2 separate regions of the Homo sapiens genome follow, and region 2 is linked to region 1. Evidence: chromatin loops called from intact Hi-C (ENCODE). Cell type or tissue: heart right ventricle. All regions are shown on one strand.

The links. Hi-C counts contacts between places; a loop is a spot of excess contacts. Peaks named below come from ENCODE experiments on the same cell type or tissue, not always from the same donor. Only the 100,000 strongest peaks of a DNase experiment are listed, where the experiment ranks them.
Region 2: it touches region 1 in a loop (3-fold over the local background); 23 of 110 quality-filtered maps call a loop at or near these places.

Annotation. Positions count from the first base shown.
Region 1 is chr11:17,059,381-17,067,380 of GRCh38, forward strand. No RefSeq gene overlaps it. Among named protein-coding and RNA genes, the nearest start is that of SNORD14A, 11 kb to the right of the region's middle. In heart right ventricle, CTCF peaks have their summits at 4,214 (motif pointing left) and 4,416; a DNase peak (open chromatin) is centred at 4,221.
Region 2 is chr11:17,010,599-17,018,598 of GRCh38, forward strand. It overlaps PLEKHA7 (pleckstrin homology domain containing A7), which reads right to left and starts at 3,816. Exons shown (of 27, transcript NM_001329630.2): 1 at 3,718-3,816; 2 at 3,527-3,603; 3 at 3,391-3,448. The coding sequence starts at 3,803. RefSeq lists an enhancer at 1,578-2,339 and a silencer at 2,224-2,518. In heart right ventricle, a CTCF peak has its summit at 4,621 (motif pointing right); DNase peaks (open chromatin) are centred at 2,848 and 5,303; H3K4me3 peaks cover 2,690 bases.

The DNA.
Region 1 (8,000 bases):
GACTCTATGTAATGATAAAGAGGTCAATTCAGCAAGAGGATACAACAATTTAAAATATATATGCACATAATACTGGAACACCCAGATATGCAAAGCAGACATTATTAGAGCTGAAGAGAGAGATAGGCTCCAATACAATAATAGTTGGAGATTTCAACACCCCTCTTTCAGATTTGGACAGATCTTCCAGACAGAAAATCAAGAAAGAAACATCAGACTTAATCTGCACTATACACCTAATGGATCTAACAGATATTTACAAAACATTTTGCCCAATGACTGCAGGATACACATTCTTTTCCTCAGCACATGGATCATTCTCAAGGATAGGCCATATGTTAGGTCACAAAACAAGTCTTAAAACATTGAAAAAAAAATTGGCTGGGCACAGTGGCTCACACGTATAATCCCAGCACTTTGGGAAGCTGAGGTGGGCGGATTACTTGAGGTCAGGCGTTCGAGACCAGCCTGGCCAACATGGTGAAACCCCATCTCTACAAAAATACAAAAATTAGCCAGGTGTGGTGGTGTGGATCTGTAATCCCAGCTGCTTGGGAGGCTGAGGTAGGATAATAGCTTGAACCCAGGAGGCAGAGCTTGCAGTGAGCCGAGATTTTGCCACTGCACTCCAGCCTGGGTGACAGAGCAACACCCTGTCTCAAAAAAAAAAAAAAAAAAAAAAAATTGAAATAATATCAAGCATATTCTCTGACCACAATGGAATAAAAATAGAAATTAATAGCAAGAATAGTTTTGGACACTATACAAATACACAGAAATTAAACAATGTTTCAGATGTCTTGGAGCACTGAAAAAAAAAAAAAAAAAAAAAAGAAACAACATTCTCTTGAATGTGCCAGTAGGTCAAAGAAGAAATTAAGAAGGAAACTTAAAATTTCCTTGAAACAAATGATAATGGAAACACAAGATACCGAAACAATACTAAGAGGGAAGTTTACAGCTATAAGTGCCTACGTTAAAAAAAAAAAAAAAAAAAAAAACACCTAATGCATCTTAAAGAACTAGAAAAGCAAGAGCAAACCAAATGCAAAATTAGTAGAAGAAAAGAAATAATGAAGATCAGAGCAGAAATAAATGAAATTGAAATAAAGAAAACAATACAAAAGATCAATGAAACAAAAAGTTGGTTGTTTGAAAAGTTAAACAAAATTGACAACACTTTAGCCAGACTAAGAAAAAAAAGAGAGAAGGGGCAGGCATGGTGGCTCATGCCTATAATCCCAGCACTTTGGGGGACTGAGGTGGGTGGATCATTTGAGGTCAGGAGTTCAAGACCAACCTGGCCAACATGGTAAAAACCCATCTCTACTAAAAGTGCGAAAATTAGCTAGGTGTGGTGGCACACGCATGTAGTCCCAGCCACTCAAGTGGCTGAGGCACAAGAATTGCTTGAACCTGGAAGGTAGAGGTTGCAGTGAGCCAAGATCACGCCACTGCACTCCAGCCTGGGCAACAGGGTGAGAGTCTGTCTCAAAAAAATAAAAAATAAAAAAGAGAGACTCAGATAAATAAAATCAGAAATGAAAAAGGAGACATTATAACTGATACTGAAGAAATTCAAAGGATCATTAGTGGCTACTACGAGCAAGTATATGCCAATAAATTGGAAAATCTAGAATAAATGGACAAATTCCTAGACAGATACAACCCACCAAGATTGAACCAGGAAGAAATCCAAAATCTGACAGATCAGTAACAGATAACAAGTTGAAAGCTGTAATAAAAAGTCTCCCAGCAAAGAAAAGCCCAGAACCTGATCCCTACCCTGCTGAATTTTACCAAGCATTTAAAGAAAAACTAATACCAATTCTACTCAAAGTATTCCAAAAAATAGTAAGAGGGGGGAATACTTCCAATCTCATTCTATGAGGCTAGTATGACCCTGATACCAAAACAAGACAAAGACACATCAAAAAAATAAAACTACAAGCTAGTACCTCTTATGAATATTAATGCAAAGATCCTCAAAAAACACAAGCAAATTCAGCAATATATTAGAAAGATCATTCATCATGACCAAGTGGGATTTGTCCCTGGGATGCAAGGATGGTTCAACATATGCAAATCAATTAATGTGATATATCATATCAACAGAATGAAGAATAAAAACAGTATGATCACTTCAATTGATGCTGAAACAGCATTTGATAAAATTTAACATCCCTTCAAGATAAAAACCCTCAAAAAAACTGGAATAGAAGGAATATACCTTAATATAATAAAAGCCCTATGTGACAGACAGCTAATATCATACTGAAAGCCTTTCCTCTAAGAACACAATGAGGATGCCCACTTTCATCACTGTTACTCAACATAGTACTGGAAGTCCTAGCTAGAGCAGTCAGACAAGAGAAAGAAATAATGGGCATCCAAATTGAAATGGAAGAAGTCAAATTATCCTTATTTATAGATGATATAATCTTATATTTCAAAAAAACCTAAAGACTCCACAAAAAACCTATTAGAAGTGATAAAAATTCAATAAATTTGCAAGATATAAAATCGACATACAAAAATTAGTAGCATTTCTACATGCCAACAATGAACAATCGGAAAAAGAAATTAAAATGTAATGCCATTTACAATAGCCACAAATAAAATTAAATACCTAGGAATTAACCAAAGAAGTTAAAGATCTCTATAATGAATATCATAAAACACTGATGAAAGAAACTAAAAAGGACACCAAAAAAATGGAAAAATATTCCACGTTCATGGATTGGAAGAATCAGTATTATTAAAATGTCCATACTACCCAAAGCAATCTACAGATTCAATGCAATCCCTATCTGAACCCTCTCCTCAGTGAGTGATTGTGTGAGTCCAGGCAGTGCTTCTCAAACTTTAATGGGCATCAGAATTCCCTACAGTTTGTTAAAATACAGATTCCCTTCCCTTGATTGTGTGGTTCTGTATGAGGCCTGAGATTCTGTTTTTCTTGTTTGTTTGTTTGTTTGTTTGTTTTTGAGACAGGGTCTCACTCTGTCGCTAAAGCTGGAGTGCAGTGACACGATCACGGCCCACTGCAGCCTCCATCTCCCAGGCTCAAACTATCCTCCTGCCTCAACCTCCCGAGTAGCTGGGACTACAGGTGTGCACCACCATGCCCAGCTAAGAGATTCTGCATGTTTAATAAGTTATATTCCCACCAGGTGATTCCGTTGAAGGAAGTTCCAGACTACACTTTGAAAAATGCTGCTCTAAGAGAATATGTGTCTGGAAGTTCTGAGAGACATGGAAGGGAGCAGGTGACCCGAGGTACATGTGTATAACATTTCTTTCTTTTTTTGTGTGTGAGATGGAGTCTCGCACTGTCACCCGGGCTGGAGTGCAATGGTGCAATCTCGGCTCACTGCAACCTCCGGCTCCTGGGTTCAAGCAATTCTCCTGCCTCAGCCTCCCGAGTAGCTGGGATTACAGGTGCCCGCCACCAAGCCCGGCTAATTTTTTATATTTTTAGTAGATATGGGGTTTCACTATGTTGGCCAGGCTGGTCTTAAACTCCTGACCTCGTGATCTGCCTGCCTCGGCCTCCCAAAGTGCTGGGATTATACGTGTGAGCCACTGTGCCCGGCCAACATGTGTATAACATTTCTAGAAAAATATGCAAAAAAACATTGTTAGCTTCTGAAAAGGAGGCTAGAAGTTCTGGTGTACGGGTAAGACCTGTTTTATATTTTAAAAAACTTTAATATTTTTTTCACCTTAAGCATGTACTACTTTCTTAGTTTAGAAACATTTAGCACATTGCCCAACAAAGAGTAGGTGCTCAGTAAGTAAAAGTTATTTTCTTTTTTGTCCTCTACCCAAACATTTGCTGCCCTTTCTCTTCCTCATTTCCTCCCCACCAGCAGTATTCCCATTCATGTCTTTGATTAATAAATATCAATGGAATACATATCATGTGCTAGGCACTGTTCTAACAGTATAGCTGCATACACACAACAGACACAGTTCTTGCCTGCAAGGAGCTTACATTCTAGTGCTCTCTTGTCCCCACCTTGGCACATTTTGATTCATGAATTCCTGCCTCCTTAGCTTTGTACAGGCCATGCCCTCACACAAACCTAAAGTACCCTTTCCAACTCCCCTCCTTCAGAACAGTACCTAAATTCTCCCTGAAGCTTTCCCTGAACCCCAGTGACATCCCCATGGGAGGCTTGATGGGAGCTCTGGACCAGGCTTCTGCTGCCCTCTGGTGGGGCTTCCTGGTGGCTCAAGGGCCAGTGCCCTGGGGACCTCTACTCTAGGGCCTGCCTCTCTCCACCTGGCATCTACGCAGTCTTGGGTGGGCCAGGCCCAGGGGATCTGTGTACCCAGAGTACACTGACTTCCCTGGACCTGGCTCAGACGTATGATCTGTGTGTCCCTAACTCTGAGCCAGACTGTCCCTAAAGGCCACAGTCTTTGTAGAGGCAATGCGGTATGGGACAGTAAGTAGTGCCACTGCCCGGGGGTGCTGGTAGTTGGGGAGGGAGGGAGGGTAGGGAAGTGGGGGAGGAGACACCAGGTAAAATAGCTTTAACAGAATTATCTTTTATTTCTTCCTTTTTTTTTTTTTTTTTTTTGAGACAGAGTCTCTCTCTGTTGTCCAGGCTAGAGTGCAGTGGTGTGATCTCAGCTCACTGCAACTTTCACCTCTTGGGTTCAAGCGATTCTCCTGCCTCAGCCTCCCAAGTAGCTAGGATTACAGGCATGAGCCACCAGGCCTGACTAATTTTTGTATATTTAGTAGAGACAGGGTCTCACCATGTCCCTGTGCCCAGGCTGGTCTTGAACTCCTGACCTCAAATGATCCACCTGCCTTGGCCTCCCAAAGTCCTGGGATTACAGGCATAAGCCACTGCACCTGGCCTTATCCTTTCTTTTATTCTTTGTTTTTATCTTGTGCCAAAAGCAACTGATACTCTTACAGAAACGTCAGAAAATAGAAACATGCAAAAGAATGATTCAAACAAATCCCATAATCCCACCTAGAGACAATTTCTTTTCACACCTGGAGCAAGAACAAAGAGGAAAGGGCAACTAGGCCAGGAGCCAGGAGGCCTGGACTCTAGTCCTTGTCATCCCTCCCACTGTGTGACCCTGAGCAAGTCCCTTCTTGGAGTCTAACTCACCCATACACAAAATGAGGACTGAATTAAGTACCTACTTGGTTTACTCTTCTGTGATTCTAAGTCAGGGGTCCCAATCCTAGATGCCTTTTAAAAATACAGATGTCTGGTTCCCCACTCCCAACCCACTCCCCATCCTAGCAGATTTCTGCTTTCCCAGACAGAGCTCAGGAATCTCTATCTATCTATCTATCTATCTATCTATCTATCTATCTACCTACCTACCTACCTACCTACCTACCTACCTATGTATCCATCTCTTCTTCTTCCCTTTCTGGAGTAAAGGAATCAATTTTTAAAAAATATTTTTTAGTGACCGGGTGCAGTGGCTCATGCCTGTAATCCCAGTACTTTGAGAGGCCGAGGTGGGTGGATCACCTGAGGTCAGGAATTCAAGACCAGCCTGGGCAACATACATAGTGAAACCCCCTCTCTACTAAAAATGCAAAAATTAGCTGGGCATGGCGACATGTGCCTGTAATCCCAGCTAATTGGGAGGTTGAGGCATAAGAATCGCTTGAACCCGGGAGGCAGAGGTTGCAGTGAGCCAAGATTGTGCCATTGCATTCCAGCCTGGGCCACAGAGCAAGACTCCGTCTCAAAAAAAAACCAAAACTGTTTTTACTTTTCAGAGACAGAGTCTTGCTCTGTGGTCCAGGCTAGAGTGTAGTAGTGATCTTCCTGCAGCTTTGATCTCCCAGGCTTAAGCAATCCTCCCATCTCAGCCTCCTGAGTAGCTGGGACTATAGGCATGTGCCACCATGAGTAATTTTTTTTTTTTTCCCCCTGAGATGGAGTCTTGCTCTGTCACCCAGGCTGGAGTGCAATGGTGCAATCCCAGCTCACTGCAACCTCCGCCTCCTGAGTTCAAGCAATTCTCCTGCCTCAGCCTCCCAAGTACCTGGGATTACAAGTGCCCGCCACCATACCTGGCTAATTTTTTTGTATTTTTAGTGGAGATGGGGTTTCACCACATTGGCCAGGCAGGTCTTGAACTCCTTACCTCGTGATCCGCCCACCTCGGCCTCCCAAAGTGCTGGGATTACAGGTATGCGCCACCGCACCTGGCCTAATTTTTTTATTTTTTGTTGAGACAGAGTCTTACTATTTTGCCCAAGCTAGTCTCACACTCCTGAACTCAAACGATCCTCCCACTTCAGCCTCCCAAAGTGCTGGGATTACAGGCATGAAGGAATCAGTATTTTAGGATGGGCACGGTGGCTCATACCTGTAATCCCGGCACTTTGGGAGGCCAAGGCTGGCGGATCACTTGAGACCAGGAGTTTCAGACTAGCTTGGCCAACATGATGAAACCCCCTCTCTACTAAAAACACAAAAATTAGCCAGGCATGGTGGCATTCACCTGTAGTCCCAGCTACTCAGGAGGCTGAGGCAGGAGAATTGCTTGAACCCAGAATGGGGAGACTGCAGTGAGCCGAGATTGCACCACTGCATTCTAGCCTGGGCAACAGAGCGAGACTCTGTCTCAAAAAAATAAATAAATAAATAAATCAGTATTTTAGGCCAGGAGCAGTGGCTCACACCTGTAATCCCAACACTTTGGGAGGCTGAGGCAGCAGGATCACCTGAGGTCAGGAGTTCGAGACTAGCCTGGCCAACATGGTGAAACCCCATCTCTACTAAAAATAGAAAAATTAGCCGGGTGTGGTGGTGGGTGCCTGTAGTCCCAGATACTCGGGAGGCTAAGGCACGAGAATCACTTGAACCCAGGAGGCAGAGGTTGCAGTGAGCTAATGCCACTGCACTCCAGCCTGGGCAACAGAGTGAGACTCGGTCTCAAAAGGAAAAGAAATCACTATTTTTAAAAGTCTTCTGGGAGTATCCCAGTGAATGCCTCCTGGTCAAGAAGCATTGGTGGATATCTTTCTAGATATTTGTATGTTTGTGCATAATTTTTTTTAACAAAACTGGAATTATTGTATATATGTTAATATATTGAGGTACATTTCATACCTTAATTTAAGCAGCCCACTAATCAGTTAGGCAGTTCCAATTTTGTACTATTACAAATATTGAAAAAACAGTAAAAGTGGGCTAAAAAACAAATTACAAATAATTAGGGAAAACCCCTGAAAAGTTCAGGAAAAGGACAAAAATGCTTAAAAACTTAAAGCATTGAAAATTGCTTGATAAAGCATGAGAATGACCAACATTATATATATTTAAAAAAACAACAACTGGGAAATACTCATTTTCAATCAAATCATTGTTTCAATCAAAATGTTGTATTCACCAGAATGCTTTCAGAAAAATTGCTTTCAGTCCAATCATATGCTTCTGTGGGAGGCAGCCAGCAAGAGCTTCCTTCCAGCTCCCACGAAGTCCTTGGAAAAGGTTTGGGATCCCCACTGCCAGCAGTTCTAACTGGGAAATAAACATCAGACCAACCGCTGTGCATGTACCCAGCAAGGATCTGCTGATTATCTTATGTGCCAGGCTCTGTGCTGGGCACTGGGAATATGAGGCAACCAAGACAGTTTCTGCCATCCTCCCCAACAGGGGCTCACAGTCCAGTCTGGTAGGGCAGACAGACACATCCACAGGTAATTCCAGTACAGGCTGAGATGAGATGAGAGCAGGGAGGCATGGCAAATGGGGAAAGGCAAGTGAAAGCTTCTGCCCTGTCCCTCCAGCAGCCGTAGGACCATAGAAACACAGCCTCTTTCTCCTCAACAAAATGTTCTCCTTACTTTTGCTATGAAACAAATTACCCCAAAAACCTAGTGGTTTAAAACAATCATTTGATTATGCTCAAGGATTCTGTAGGTCAAGAATTCAGGGCTAGGTGCAGTGGCTCATGCCTGTAATCCCAGCATTTTGCGAGGCCAAGGCAGGATAACTGCT
Region 2 (8,000 bases), 49 kb before region 1:
CTGTTTCTTAAAATTTTTTCAAAAATTAAAATGTTTTAATCTGCTAAATATGAGGAGCAACTGAATACATCCTGTAAAACCTCACACAACTTTCCTGTGCAAGGAGCCATTAGGAAAAATAAAATCAGCCATGTCAATGCTTTGTCGCTCTCACTTTATGAGCCAGATTAGAGGAGGCTCCTGCCCTCAACACAAAAATCAAACATTCAGAAATGCTCACGGCAAAGCTAAGAAATCAGACAACAGTAAAACATTTTTCATGTGGGGGGCGGGGGATGAGGGAGAGAACAATTACTCCCAAAACCCTTAAGTCTCTCAAAAAATTGTCACAGAAGGACGTCAGAAGTACAATCACCTGCCACAGGGCCCTGCCTTTGAGGGTAGGGAACACTGTCACACATTGCTTTTTCTAGGCCTGGGAGGAGTCAGCCAAGGCCCTGGGGGCACAGGAGCTCACTGTAGGAAAATCATTAGGGACCTCACAGACAAGTTACCATGGAAGAGTCAGCAAAGGTGTGGAAGGCTGTGCTCCAGCCTCCAGAGTCCCACACGCGGCCTCACACACCCAGCCCAAGGCTGCACCTGGTACTTTGGGACACTTGCAGCCCTTCCTCCCGCCAAATGAATGATGGGCCCTGCCCCTGGGTGACGCTAGTGAGATGCAGGCCATGGATCCCATCCCTCTCACCTTCTTAGAAACACTGCTCCAGCAACTGCCCCGTCTCTTTACTGCAGCATCGACTTCTTCCTCTCAGTGGGATCATTCCCATCAAAACAAACATGCTGTACAATCTCCCACCAAAAAAAAGAACCCTCCCTCAAACCCACATCCTCTCCAATTACCGGCTAATGTCTCAACTCCACTTTGCAACAAAACTACCTGGAAGATTTGCCTAACTGACTCCCTGTCTTCACCCCGTGTTTTATCTTCCACCTACTCCAGTCAGATTTTGTCCTTTAAGGCTTCTGTGACCATGCATTCTCCTGGGGTTTCTCCTACCTTCTCAGTCCTTCTCAGTCTCCTTGCTGGCTTCACCTCTCACCCCTCTAAACACTGCTTTGACCATCCAAAGCCTCAGAACATCTCTCTTCTGTCTGTACTCTCTTCCTAGGGGATTTCATCTAATCCCATGGCCTTGAATAACATCTATTATACCCAATGGGTCTCTTCTGTCCTCTCTCCCCACCAAGCTTCAGATCACACTATCTGACATACTCATATCTCAAATGTAAGATGGCAAAACAAGATCTCATGATTCTCCTCCACCCCAAACCGGCTCTTCCCATCTCAACGATATGAATGCTATCCACTCAGGTGCCCAAGCCCTGAGGAGTCATCTTTGCCTCTTCTCTTTCTCCCACAGACTATTCAGTCCATCATGAAGGTGTGAAGAGCCTATTTCCTAAACACAGCCTGAATGTGACCACTACTCCCTGTCTACTGTGCTACCACCCTCAGGCAAGCCACTTCTAACTCCTGCCTGGAAGAGGGCAACAGCCTCAGCTGCTCTCCTGCCTCCCCCTGCAGTGGCCACCTACAATCCAATCTCCTCACAGTGATCGTTCTAAAAACACACACCAAATCATGCCATTTCCCTGCTTAAAACCCTCCAATGACGTTTCACTGGGCTTAGAATAAAGTATGAAAATTCCTCACCCCGGCTCACAAAGCTTTGCGGCATTTACCTTTCTCCTACCTGTGACCTCTCCTCATGCCACTTTCTCCCTTGTGCACCACATTCCAGCCTTCCTGCTCCTTAAACTCCAAGCTCTTTTCTGCCTTAAGCCCTTGCCCTGGCTGTTCGCTCTTCCCGAAATGCTTTGCCAACTCATCATCACATGATGTCTCCTTCTTGTCATTCAAATTTTACTTTAAATGTTGCCTATTCAGAAACACCATCCCGATCTCCCAGTACAACCAAGCCACCCAGTCACTCCATGTCACATCACCTTATTTTAACTTTCTGCACAGTAGTAACCACGATCTGATATTATTATTTGTGTTTTTTACTTATTTTCTACTCCCTTCCCTCTCCTATTAGATTGCAAGCTCCATGAGCACCTAGAACTTTTCTGTTTTTTGTTCCCAATGCCTAGAACAACGTGTGAACGTGTGGCACACAGGAAAATTGTAATAACATCAACTGATGCAGTTATGAGCCAGAGAGGCCCACTGACAGCAAGACTCTGATGGCCCCAGCCAACTCCCCAACTTCACATACACACATATGAGGCAGGGCAATAGAACCGCAGCAAGGCCCTAGTCCTTAGGTCTGTAAATCTCACCCATCAGTATTTTCAACTATTATGCAAGAACCCAAACCAGAAAAGGAGGTTCCGGGGTTTTCTTGAAATAGGCTGCTTTATTCCTAACAGTAGTAGTTCTGACTCACAGTCGCCGAGGTACACCCAGTCAGTACTAGTCAGACCACCGTCCAGACCTTTGGCGAGCTGATTCATTCAGTGAACAAACATTTACCGAGTGCCTACTTGCTGTCCGGCACTGGGGCAAGGGGTCAAAGGCAGTGTCTGGCCTCCCGGAGCTCAGCAGGCAGAGGGAAACACGCTGCAACACAGACTCCCGCCGGAGTGGGAAAGCAAAGCCTGTACTGGCATAGGAGCCTGACCCGCGCCTTCACTTACTGCGCCCCAATCTGACATGGACTGATCCTACAGACCCAGGGTAACCTGGCTGGTGCGCCAACACTCCGGGGCTTTTGCGGAAAAGTCGCCCGTGGACTAACGGAAGCACCAGCAATCCCCCGGTTCAGCTCCGGCCGAAGAGACGCGGAGCGCTCGAGGAAAGTCATTGGTTGACCAGTTCCCTTCCCCACCCCCTCCCTCCCCGCAGGCCCGCGCAGTGGATGGAGGCCGGGGGCGAGGTTCCGACTCTCCAAGACCATCCCAGAGCCTGCGGCGGGAGAGGGGGCGTCCTCCTAAGCGAGATTCCCCTAGTCTCTCCCTCTCCCCACTCCAACCCCGCAGGCCCACACCAGGACAGAACTTCTCGTTCTACTCCTCCCACCCGAGCCCATCCAGGTCCCGGCACTCGCCTCTCCCGGCGGGGCGCAGCCCCAGACCCTAGAGGGGAGGCGTGCCCAGCCCGCACACCAGCACCCGAATCCAGCCGGATTGCAAGGTCCAGGGCGCAGAGTCTGCGGCCTCTTCCCCCCCGGCCCAGGTCCCCAGCGTAGGTGCGGCCCCCACCGCCTTCCTCTCGGAGGCCGCCAAACAACTTGGGCACACAAAACGTTGAGTGTGGCCGCGGCGCAGCGCGCGCCAACGAGCCCGGGCCGGCGGGAGCAGAGGAAGGGCGGGGCGCCCGGCGGGAACGGGGAGGGACCCCCCCCCCGCGGCACAGGTGCGAGCGCGGCGGCCCCACTCACTCACTCGATGAAGTAGCTGGCGCCCTCCTCCGTGAAGCCCTCCTCCCAGCCGCGGGGCAGGTCTGCGGAAACGCCAGAAAAGTCGGGTCAAACTTGGGCCGCCGCTGCGCGCGCCCCCCACCCGCCGGCCCGGCGCCCACCTGAGCGGATCATGTGGCCCGAGTTGACGGGCTCCCCGGTGCGCGGATGCAGCCAGGTCGTGCAGCGGAGCTGGTCACTGCGGGCAGAGAGGTGCACCTGTTAGCGCCGCCACAGCCCGCCGGGTGCCCGCCCGGCCCCCGCCCCCGCGCCCCCACCCGCGTCCCCGCGTCCCCGGGTCCTCGCGCCGCACTTGATGAAGAAGACGCGGCCATCCCGGCACACCCCGTAGGACCAATGCTCAGGTAAAGTGTCCCGCCCGACCGTCGCCGCCGCCATGTTCGCCGAGCGCGGAGCCGCCGCGGGGTGGGGGGGAGGGGGCGGGGGCGCGGGCAGGGGCGGAGGCGGGGGCGGTGGCGGGGGCTCGGCCTGCGCGTGGCCCGGCGGCGCCGCGAGGCGCTCCATCCAGGCGCGGGCTCCTGAGGGAGCGACCGCCCGGCCGGGTCCTGGCGCCCGGAGTTCGCAGCCGCTCCGGCCAACCCAGCGCAGTGCCCGCGGCCTTTGTCCCCGAGCCTTCCCCGCCCCCAGCCTGCTGGCACCGGCGCTCCCCTTTGCCCCCGAGGCCGGGAGACCCGGGCGGCGCGGGGGGCCGCTGGCGGGGGCCGCTGGCGGGCGCGCCTGGGCAGCTTCGGGGCGCGCGGTTGGACCCGACCAACTCCGAAAACGGCGAGCGCCCGAACGCTCAGTAAACCCCAGCCGACCCGCACCACAGAACTTCCCGACCCGGGAACTCCGCTTGTGTGTGAACCAAGTTAACACTCAGGTTCCTGCCATATTCCCAGCCTCCTTCTCTTCCCCTGTAAGGTTAATCGAGTCCACACGGGATTGTTGTGTAGATTAAATGAAGTAACAATCGCATAAAGTGCTTAACCGGACCATGGCATGTAGTAGGTGCTCTATCAACGGCAGGCCGAGCGCGATTTCATTTTCCCAAGTTTTCAGCTGGGATGTGAAACAGGAGGGAGCAGGGTTACCGCCACACACCACTGAGGTTGCAGGGATCGCAAGCTCTTGCCTTCAGTTTCTGTCAAGTAACAGAAAAAAGGGGTTTTGAGGGCTCGGCAGCACGTCCATCTCTGGAAGAGCGGTGGCCAGGCGGGGCCTCTAGGGGGCCCTGCAAAGCTCTTTGCAGTGGCGGCACCCTCTCATATTCGGGTCTTTACTCCTATCTTATCTCCTCGGGGAGCCCTCCCTGAGCCCTCTGCAAAGAAAATCCTTCCCCTCCTTCCCTCGCTATTTCATTACTTGTTTACATTTAATTGATATTTGTGTTTGTCTTGTTTGTTGTATATTAGTTCCAACATGTCAGCTGGATGAGAGAAGGGGCTTTGATCTACCTCATACACTGCCTGGTCTCCAATGCCTGGAACAGCACCTGACTCATGTATGCATTACGCATTCAATAACTGTAGGATGGGGTGGGGCACGGTGGCTCAGGCCTGTAATCCCAGCACTCTTGGAGGCCGAGGCGGGTGAATCACTTGAGGTCAGGAGTTCTATTCCAGCCTGGCCAACATGGTGAAACCCCGTCTCTACCAAAAAAATACAAAAGCTAGCCGGGCGTGGTGGCGGGCGCCTGTAATCCCAGCTACTCAGGAGGCTGAGGCGGGAAAATCGCTTGAACCAGGGAGGCAGAGGTTGCAGTGAGCCGAGATCGCGCCGCTGCCCTGCAACCTGTGCAACAGCGAGACTCAGTCTAAAAAAAAAAACTGCAGGATGAGTGAATGAAACATACTCCACACTCAGACTCCCGGCCACACACACACACACACACACACACACACACTGAGCAAAGACAGAGCAGCAGCTGGGCTCCAGCTGTTGTCAGGCCCAGCCTTCTCGGGACATAGGCTCTGATTGATGGGAGGAGGCGCGCCTGAAAGTGAGACTGTATGCAATGTGAGCACTAGTTATTCAGAAAGGTGCCCAAACAGGTGGAATTAGGCTGGACCCTGAAGGACTGGTTAGGTTTGACTGGGAAAAGAGCACTCCAGAGGGGAGGGATGGGAGAGCATGCACATAATTTTGGGAGGGCTGTGAGATGTTGATGAGACCATAAAGGGGCCCTTCCTTGGGAACAGACAGTGGTGTTGGGGAAGGAGGCATTTATGAGTTAGAAGAGGTAACTGGTTGCAGAGGACGGGGGACACCTGTCTGAAGGAACCTCCTGCCTCTGAGGAGGTTGTTGAGCAAATGAAAATAGGAAAGCGGTGTTTTGCTAGCTAAACATTGATTTTAAATAATACATTAAATGGGCAAAGGGTATGAACCCACAGTTAATAGAAAAGTAATACAGATAACTTTTAAGCAAATGAAAAGATACTGAGCCACTTCATAATAGAAGAACTGCAACTTACGGTGAAATACTATTTTTTTAGATGTCAGATTGGAAAAGATAAATTAGAAAAGATATTGGCCAGGCGTGGTGGCTCACGCCTGTAATCCCAGCACTTTGGGAGGCTGAGGCGGGTGGATCGCTTGAGATCAGCAATTCGAGACCAGCCTGGCCAACATGGTGAAACCTTGTCTCTACTAAAAACACAAAAATTAACTGGGCATGGTGGTGCATGCCTGTAATCCCAGCTACTTGGGAGGCTGAGGCAGGAGAATCACTTGAACCCTAGAGGTGGAGGTTTCAGTGAGCAGAGATCACGCCACTGCACTCCAGCCTGGGTGACAGAGTGAAACTCTGTCTCATAAAAGAAAGAAAGAAAAGATATTGTAGAGAAAGACATTCTTGTTCATTGTTGATGGGACTTTAAAATGTTTGAGCCTCTTCGAAGGCAATTTGGCACAGCTATTCCAACCTCAATGTCTTGACCTAGCAATTTCATGTCAGGAATTTATCCTACATTAGTGCTTACATGGGGCACAAATTCCAGTGTACTAGAGTATTCACTGCAGCATTGTCAGTAATTACAAAGAACTGGAAATAACCTTAATGTCTATCAAAAAAGACCTGGTTGATTAAACTGGCACATTCCTCAACAACAACAACAACAAAAACAGAATGCTATGCAAGCTGTAAAAAAGAATGAGAATAGATCCCTACGTACTGATATAGAATGGTCTGTAAGATATTAAATGGGCCAGATGCAGTGGCTTGTACCTATAATCCCAGTACTTTGGGAGGCTGAAACATGAGGATGGCTTGAGTCCAGGAATTCAAGACCAGCCTGGGCAACATGGCAAAACTCCATCTCTACAAAAGATACATTAGCCAGGCATGGGGCGCATACCTATAGTTACAGCTACTTGGGAGGCTGAGGTGGGAGGATCACTTGAGCCCTGGAAGTTGAGGCTTCAATGAGCTATGATTGGGCCACTACACTCTATTCTGGGTGACAGAGCAAGACATCATCTCTAAATAAATAAATAAATAAAGTGAAAAGGCAGGCTACAGTACTGTGCATGTGATATGCTACTGTTAACATACAGATATAGTCCCTACACTGTCAAGAATCAGGTAAAGTGATTGCCTCTGAGGAGGGAAACTCTAATAGGAATGGTACGAGATTTACTTTACCTTGTTTCCCCTTTCATACTGTTTGATCTTTTTATCATTTAAAACATATACATATAGATACATAGAATAATACAATTCATTAATAGGTCCAATAAGAGACACACTGAAATTATCTCAATAAATGCCAAAATATGTAATCAATAAAACTCAATGCCTATCACTGATTTTCAAAATTATATGTTAGAAACTAAAATAAAAAATAGTGACAAAAGAGTATGCAGAGAAACTTTATGTCTCATACATTGCTAGTGGGATGTAAAATGGTACAGCCACTCTGAAGAATAGTTTGGCAGTTTCTTTAAAAAGGAAACTTTTTTTTTTTTGAGCCAGAGTCTCACTCTGTCACCCAGGCTGGAGTGCAGCAGCACAATCTCAGCTCACTGCAACCTCTGTCTCCTGGGTTCAAGCAATTCTCCTGCCTCAGCCTCCCGAGTAGCTGGAATCACAGGCATATGCCACCAAGCCCAGCTAATTTTTGTGTTTTTAGCAGAGTCAGGGTTTCACCATGTTGGCCAGGCTGGTCTTGAATTCCTGACCTCAAATGATTCACCCACCTCAGCCTCCCAAAGTGCTGGGATTACAGGTGCAAGCCACTGAGACCAGCCAAAAACTAAACACTTACTTACCATATAACCCAGTATTCACACTCCTAGGCATTTATCCCAGAAAAATGAAACATTTTTCCACATAAAAACTTGTACATAATTATTCACAGCAACTTTACTTGTAATAGGGAAAAACTGGAAATAAGCAAATGTCCTATGATAGGTAAATGGTTAAACAACTGTGATATATCTATACCATGGAATAAAACTCAGTAATGAAAAGGAATTGATACATACAACTTGGATGGATCTCAAGACATTATGTTGAGAAAAAAAAAAAGCCAATCTGAAAAGGTCTATAATGTTCTCAAAATATATTTTTTTTAAATGTAGAGATGGCGAACT